Linked DNA regions of Homo sapiens: all the other regions are linked to region 3. Evidence: chromatin loops called from intact Hi-C (ENCODE). Cell type or tissue: endothelial cell of umbilical vein. All regions are shown on one strand.

Evidence for each region. A loop is a pair of places that touch in the nucleus more often than their neighbours do. Peaks named below come from ENCODE experiments on the same cell type or tissue, not always from the same donor. Only the 100,000 strongest peaks of a DNase experiment are listed, where the experiment ranks them.
Region 1: a loop joins it to region 3, with 11 times the contacts of the local background. A loop is called at or near these places in 56 of 110 quality-filtered maps.
Region 2: a loop joins it to region 3, with 7 times the contacts of the local background. A loop is called at or near these places in 91 of 110 quality-filtered maps.

Annotation. Positions count from the first base shown.
Region 1 is chr2:204,258,929-204,261,428 of GRCh38, forward strand. No RefSeq gene overlaps it. Among named protein-coding and RNA genes, the nearest start is that of PARD3B, 290 kb to the right of the region's middle. In endothelial cell of umbilical vein, a CTCF peak has its summit at 1,359 (motif pointing right); a DNase peak (open chromatin) is centred at 1,383.
Region 2 is chr2:204,324,641-204,327,140 of GRCh38, forward strand. No RefSeq gene overlaps it. Among named protein-coding and RNA genes, the nearest start is that of PARD3B, 220 kb to the right of the region's middle. In endothelial cell of umbilical vein, a CTCF peak has its summit at 953 (motif pointing right); a DNase peak (open chromatin) is centred at 961.
Region 3 is chr2:205,674,920-205,677,419 of GRCh38, forward strand. No RefSeq gene overlaps it. Among named protein-coding and RNA genes, the nearest start is that of NRP2, 6.3 kb to the right of the region's middle. In endothelial cell of umbilical vein, a CTCF peak has its summit at 1,186 (motif pointing left); a DNase peak (open chromatin) is centred at 1,172.

The DNA.
Region 1 (2,500 bases), 1.4 Mb before region 3:
TTTCCTAGTTTTGCCTTTGAAAAGCAGTCACACCAGCACAATCCCCTCATGCTAAGACACACAGGAAAACTTAAATATTTGAAAACCTTTCATTCATGACATCAGTCCAAAGGTCATCAAACAAGCTGTCAGGGGACTATGCCTCCAGTTAAATGCAGCAGCCATAAAAGCACCTATGCCTGGGAACCATCTCCCTAGCAACAGAGTTCCTGATGGCCAATGGACACTCATTTTGAAGCACTAACAGGGTTTTTGTTTTCAAAGCATATCTACTTCTTCTACTTTGATTAATCAACATCATCTCTTCTGGTGTGTGTTTAAGTGAAACAATAGATTACTGCTCAGCCACAGTTGAATGACAAAGGGTTTTCATGAATCTCAAGAAGAAAAAGCAAAAAAGCAAAAATCTACAATGGATTTTGTCCAAAGGGAAAACTTAAAAACCTCTCTTTTCCTTGCTGCCTAAGTTCTTGTAAGCAATTATGTTTAGAATAGTCTTTTGAAGCATGAACCATTCCTCTCTATATCACCAAAAATGTGGGGTAGTCCACCTTTTTCAGCTTTCTTTTTGGCTTAGGATACTTGAAACCTTACAGATAATTCATGCTTGGTTTATAAGAGTAACATTTAGAATAGTGCCCCAAATCATCTCCCAGTGATTCTTAGAACTCTGTTTTTTCAGACTCTGGACTCTGACAACTGTTTTGGACTTGCCTTTTGTTTCTGGCAGGGAGGGTTAAAATGTGTTTAGGAAGATACATTTCTCAGGGAATTTTTTTTTTTACTCTCTCTTCATTGGAATCCTTTTCTCAGCTTTAGACAGTTTAATGATTCTATGACACTAGGAATATGTCTGTGATGACTTTGCTTCACCTTCTTATGTTGGGACCAGCATTCTTGAATTATTCCAATACCCCTTAAGGTCTTCATCCACACTTGATTAAGATACTTAAAACAAACAGAGGCACTCCATTAAAATGTATCATCCATTAGTTTCTGGCTGAGTTTCTCCTCTAAATCCCTAAACACATGTGAAAAGGTAAAATAAGGAAGTAGAATTCTGTCTTGAATTCAGTTCTAAATACTTAGATGATAATTCTTGACTTTTAAGTCAAAATGCTCGTTCACTGCCTGGCAAGGAAGAATACAAAAGAAGCCATGTGCTTGATTTTGTATGTAATGAACATGTACTGAAATGCATTTGCTTTTGTCTTGCACATGCTCATTTTAAAGATGATCCATACAATGGATTGAGACTGAATTTTCTTCTAGGCTTCTTCTAGGAGGGGCACTAAATGGGGTGGGGGAGCTATATTAACAAGCGGGTCTTTCATGGAGTCCTAAAAGTCACCACGAGGTGGCAGACGAGCACAATATGAAGAAGGAATTACATCCCAGGGGGCCAACTCCTGGGCTCTGCTAATGGCTTGATTTTCCACTTACAAGCAAGAAAATGCCATGGAAACTTTTGTTTCCTCTTTGAGTGAACGAGGAGGGAAAGGGATGGGGGAGACACAAAGTCCCCTTCCACTGTGTGTTGTCTGCTGCCCCATAGCCACATCTGGACATTATAAATCACGCGTTGTTGGAGTTCAGCATTTTCTGATCTTAGCAACAGCCCCATTCTAAGCAGAAGGGAACCAGTATGTTTGGTTCAGCTTAAAAACAACTAAAATCACAGGTTAATGGGAGGAAAGAAAATAACTGTACCAGAGGAAAAAGCAACAGTGGAGCTTTTCTCTACAACCAGTACTGGGCGAGTAACTTTAGAACATAACAGGTTGCTGGTCCCAGCTGCCAATTAGTTCTTACCCTGTAACTTGTTCCTGCTCCCACCACAGGGACACGAAACTGCATGCGAGTCTTACAATAAAATTCCCTCTCTGTTCATAGCTCCTCCCACTGCCCCCTGTCCACCACCTAATTATTTATTATTATTATTACTTTTTAATCTTGACAATTGCTTGATATTCCACAGAACCTGCTTAGAAAAGGTGTGACATTGCTGCCTTTCAGCAGAAGATCACTCTGGGTGTTGCAGCTGCTGTGTTCTAGCTCAACTGAGTCTGATGCCTCCATCTGCCTGCCTCCTGCATTCCCCAGCTCATGGATCTCCATGCAAAATACCTTTAGACCATTTGCACTAGGATCTGTCTAATCTCGTTAGATTTCTCATTTTCAGCATAATACTGTCATGGTGCTGTGCACCAGTGCCCCAGATTAGTGGCTTGTCAGAATGGTGCCCCACTAATGAGCTAATCCAAATAATGCTCAAATCCCAAATCAGATTTAAGACGATCCAGTCTGGGTAGAATTAGGGAGCAAGAAATCCTGGCCCAAAGAACAAGCTTTCATTTTCTTTGTTTCACCTTAAAACAAAATAGGGGGAGTGCCTGTCAAACTCCAGACTTTTTTTTCCCCTTTGTATGACATTAACCTCCATTACACAATTGGGAATAATAAACAGAAAAGAGTACATCTGTATGGATTGGTATAAATT
Region 2 (2,500 bases), 1.4 Mb before region 3:
ATATGTTCAATTTGAAGTTGTACCTAGGGAAGCCCTGGCAGAAGACACAGGAGACGTACGGAATGAAGCAGGATTTAAGACAGACGACAACAATGGGTTGGGGGTTGGTTTGCGAGATACTACTCTCTTACTCAGTTGGTATGGCTCCAAAAGGCCTGGAAAGATGCCAGGAATGAGCAAAGACCCACCAAAATAAAACAAACAGACAACAAAACCCTACCATAAACAACGAGAAAACAAAAAAGACAGAAAAACAACCCATCAGGTTGTATGAGGTTGTAACGGAGTTCTGTCTATGAGATGCTTTCGGGGTGACCAGGGTACACTGGCTGTTCTTGTCTTCCACCCCAAGGCAAGTCAGCACCCCCTAGAGCCAAGGAAAACTCACCGGAAGCTGAGGGGGACAGCAGGGAGACAAGAGTGGGTGACTACCATATTACGTAGAGTGTCAGCTCCATGAAAACAAGGATTGCCTTTCTTGTTCAGTGAAAACCACAAGTGCTGGGGACATAGTAGCCTCTCAATAATTATCTGTTGAATGAATTTCATCATAATGTTGCTAACATTACCCTGCCATTCCTTCAATACCTTAAGTTGTGGATCTACTGTATGGGATAGGAATGTGTCATTTTTTTCTATCAACAAACACAGGGATTCATTTCAAATGTAGATTATCATTCTAGACTCTCACTGTGTTAATGCCTTTTCCTAACATTTGAGGGAAACAAATCCAGGTCACATATATCATGTTCTATTTCACAAATTCTAGTAAGGCTCAACAGTAGTGCATGTTATTATTACCTAACTTTAGAGTGGACCAATAGTATTTACAAAGCGGTATAGGATGTTACAGTCAAGGTTTCAGCCCTTTTCCTTGAAGCCAATTACACCCCAAGAGATTTTTTTTTGTTTTGGAGGGTCATGACAGAGGATATCCCCTAGGGGGCAGTGTGTGCATATGTTTCAACCAAGCAAGGAGCGCATTTCATGGCCCGAGGTAATTGCAAAGGCTACAGGAGATCGGGGAGTCTAAGACACGAATGCACTATATGAAGTTGTCCTTTAGGCAGAGCAGAGTGGAGGCGACCTGAAAGAATTGCTCAATAGAAAAAAACCTAGTGACACAGCAGAAAATTGGGGGATGGTAACTTTCAAGGCTCCAGCCACCTAAATGCTTAAGGTTCAACACAGGAATCATTTGACACGCTCCTTAACATTTGCTAAGGGGTTTTTAATATTTTTATTTATTACATTTTATATTTCATGTTTCTGACATCCATACAGAATTGTGTTTCATTTTCTTGTCTATTCTAGGTGGCAGTTCAAATTCAATTAAAGTTAACCAGTTTTAATTGAGTAATAATAGTTGATAATGTATTATTGAGTGCTTATAATGTTCTGAGTGTTTTACTTACATATTACTTTAGTTAACGTTTCCACATCACCATGAGGTGAGGACTGTTAATATTCTCACTTTACAGATGGGAAAACTGTGGCATAGAGAGTTTACACAACTTGCCCAAGCTTAATAGTCTGAGTCGAGGACACATTCTCTTAAATATTTTACTATGTCACCTCCCAAAGAAGTGCCTCTCTAACTTTTTAATTTAATTTAATTTTACTTTTGAGAAAGGTCTTGCTGTGTCACCCAGGCTGGAGGGAAGTGGTGCAATCTTGGCTCACTGCAGCCTGGACCTTCTGGGCTCAAGTGATTCTCCCACCTCAGCTTCCCAAGTATTAATAGCTGGGACTATAGGCATGTACCACCATGCCCGGCAAATTTGTTGTAGAGACGGGGTCTTACTATGCCCAGGCTGGCCTTGAACTCCTGGTCGCAAGTGATCCTCCCAACTCAGCCTCCCAAAGCACTGGGATAACAGGCCTGAGCCATGGTGCCCAGTTCCTCTCTAACTTTAATGAGTTCACATATCACTTTGAGACCTTGTTAAAATGCAGATTCTGATTCAGTAGATCTGGGTGGGGCCTGAGAGACTGTTTCTAACAAGCTGCAGGTGATGCCAATGCAGTTGGTCCGTGGACCACATTTTGAGTAGCAAGAACCTAAAAAGGAGTGTGTATTGAGGGTAGAGGGATGTGAGGATATAAAGATGTGCATGGCGTAGTCCCTCCACTCAAGCAGATTATATCTGCTAGAGAAGGTTAGGGCAACTACACAAGTGGTGTATATTATGAAAGAAAGTGTATGTCCAGGGCCACAGAGGCACAGAGCAACTCAATAGGTACTAAGTGAGGGACTTTCTTCTAGGATAGGACAATGCACTTCAGGAAGGACAAGCAGGATGAATGAGGTACAGTTCCTGCCTGTGAGTCGTTTGCAAGCTGGTGGGGCAAGGTCAACAGACACATAAATAACCCTAGTACGGGCGTAGGTTTTACAAAAGAGGCTGCCCAGGATAATTCTGGGAACAGGAAGGAGGGACAAAATGAGGGAGGTGAGCATTTCTTTTTCTTTCTTTTTTTTTTTTTTGAGATGGAGTCT
Region 3 (2,500 bases):
AGACTCTACCCATCTTGGATCTTCAGTAAATATATGAGTCTAACAAATGTGACCAAGAGCTGGTGCCTTTGATCCTAAAATAAAAGTTTTCACTGAATTTTGATGAGTAGCATTGGGCATAGAGTTTGGGGCAGCTTGGGGAGTATTCTACCTTCTGAATCAGATTCAGCAAATAATAAATGGAGGCATATGGTCCATGCTTTATCTGGTGACTCTAGACCAGAGTTTCCTAAAATTGTTGTCACTTTTTTAAAGGTGGGGAGGGAAAGTTTGGATTAGAAAGAGAGAAGAGGTTACTAGCTGAAAGTGATCATATTTATTGTGCTCTAGAAACGATTTCCCATTTAATATTATTCCAGCATAAATGTTGCCCCTGCATTCCATCCACAATGCAAAACATCAGGGAACAAGCTCCCATGAGAGCTTGTTTCTGCTTAATGTACCCTGGGGGAAAGCCTAGAAAACATTAAAGCAGTAGCTAGGCGCTTTAATGAAGTTAGCCTGCTGAAACCAGGGGAGGTATGCCCGAAGTACACCTGAAAGCACTTTGATTATCGCATCGGCTTCAAAAGAAGCCCCTTCCTTCGTTTTTTAGCTCTGCTGCCCTGAGAAATAGAATTACACCTTTATATTCAGGTTAATTTTGCTGTCTTGCTGAGGCCTGAAAGCATTTCTAAGCACTCTGAAGATGTAAGGGAAGCGGGCTGTTCCTCTCCATCCTGCCCGCCACGTCGCAAGCCCAAATGGACAGAGGGTGCTCAGAACCCTTCAGTTTGAAGCATGTCCTAAGAATGTAAAGTCCAGCACAATAAATGCCTTCCAGTTCTGAAAAAGATAACTTCCTACTTTCTGCTAACATTGAGTCAATCGGGTTCCACAGGTTTGCTTTAAAAAAAAACAAATCAAACCAAAACAAAACAAAACCTCAGATAATCCCTGGCCTTCATAAGCTATCCCTCCCCTAACACACACGCTGCCTTTAGCTTTTTAATATCATCACCTCGCTCTCCATTTCCTTTTGTTTTATAATGCTTGTGTTTCTTTCTTTCTTCGTCTTCCTCTTTTTTCCATTTTTCTCTTTGGCTGGTCTCTCTGCTTAGCATTCCTTTCATTTCCTTTTGCATCTCTCTTCCTCTAGGATTTTAGTTCCTCGTTTCTGCTTGTTGTTTCCTTTTCTGGTCACAGCTGCCCCCTAATGGTTTTCAAGATCATTACTGCTTTGGACTAGAGGAAAGAGGGAGGCAAAGAGCTAGAGAAGGAAAGTTAGAGAGAAACATAAAATGTGTCTTTGCTTTTAACTTTGCCATATCGTCTCAATATCTCTGGAAGAATATGCAAAACCTGCATCAATGGGGAAGAAGTGAACTGGAAAACTAAGGGACAGGTGTGAAGTTTGTACAGGATACTTTTTCGTGTAATTTGAATTTTTAAAAGATGTGTACTACTTATTTTCTTTTTTATTTAATTTTGAAATAAATAAATAGTATCTGAGTCTGGAGACTGAAAAAGAGACTGCCTCTATAAATGATTTCTTGGTTGCAGCAGGAAAGCAAGCGCCATGCCAGCCCCCTCCCCATCAGTGTGCTCATCCAGATACTAAGGGTTGATTGGCAGCTCAGTAAACTATGTAGGAGTAAATATGACGGAGGAGAGTGGGAACTAATGACTATGGTGGGTGTGAATTAACCCACCCTGGAGTCTCCTCAATAGCAAAAGGTCAGCTCCCTGACTACTGCCTTTCCATCAAGACTTTCACGCTCAAATTAGCAGCTATTGCCATCATAATGTAACAATCACCTGACATGTAGATGTCTAATTAAGGCACCATAAGTCACAGGTTACAAATTTGAAAACAGCAATAGCAACAATAAAAAAATCCCTTACAAATCTGTGGGGGATTTGATAGGGTACATATGCATGTGAATGAAGGCAAGGTAATGTGCACTAGTGGGTGGAAGATTCAAGTTTCCAAGAAAATTCATCTATGAATTTAGTAAGAGAATGGGAATTTTCTCTTCAAAATATTTCTGAATGATTAAAAATTTCATATCGTAGCCCTAAAATATCCAATTGCATAACCTATAAGTGCTATGACGTTACAAATACATTCTTGGCCTTTGGTTGTGATTGCCAAGTGGAATCTGTATTTTTTATGATAGGCTAGAAAAAGCCTTGTTGAAAAATATCTCCTCAAAAAGCCCTGCCAAGATGCCTGACATACTCATTAGCACTCGCTGTTTGGGAAAAGTACCCAATGCAAATACTATGATGATGGAATATCCATTGAAGCCCCATCCATGCATTAACAGTTTAAGGATAAAAGAGCATTAATTTCAACTTGCTTAGGTTGGCCTACAGAATTCAGACTAAAGCCTGTTTTAAATCCACGAGTGAGAATGCGATCAGGAAAGAGTCATAGCCAAAACTCAAAACCAGATAAGGTTAAAAATCATTCAAGTCAACCCATCATTCTGTAGGTGAGAAAAGTGGTTCCAAATTG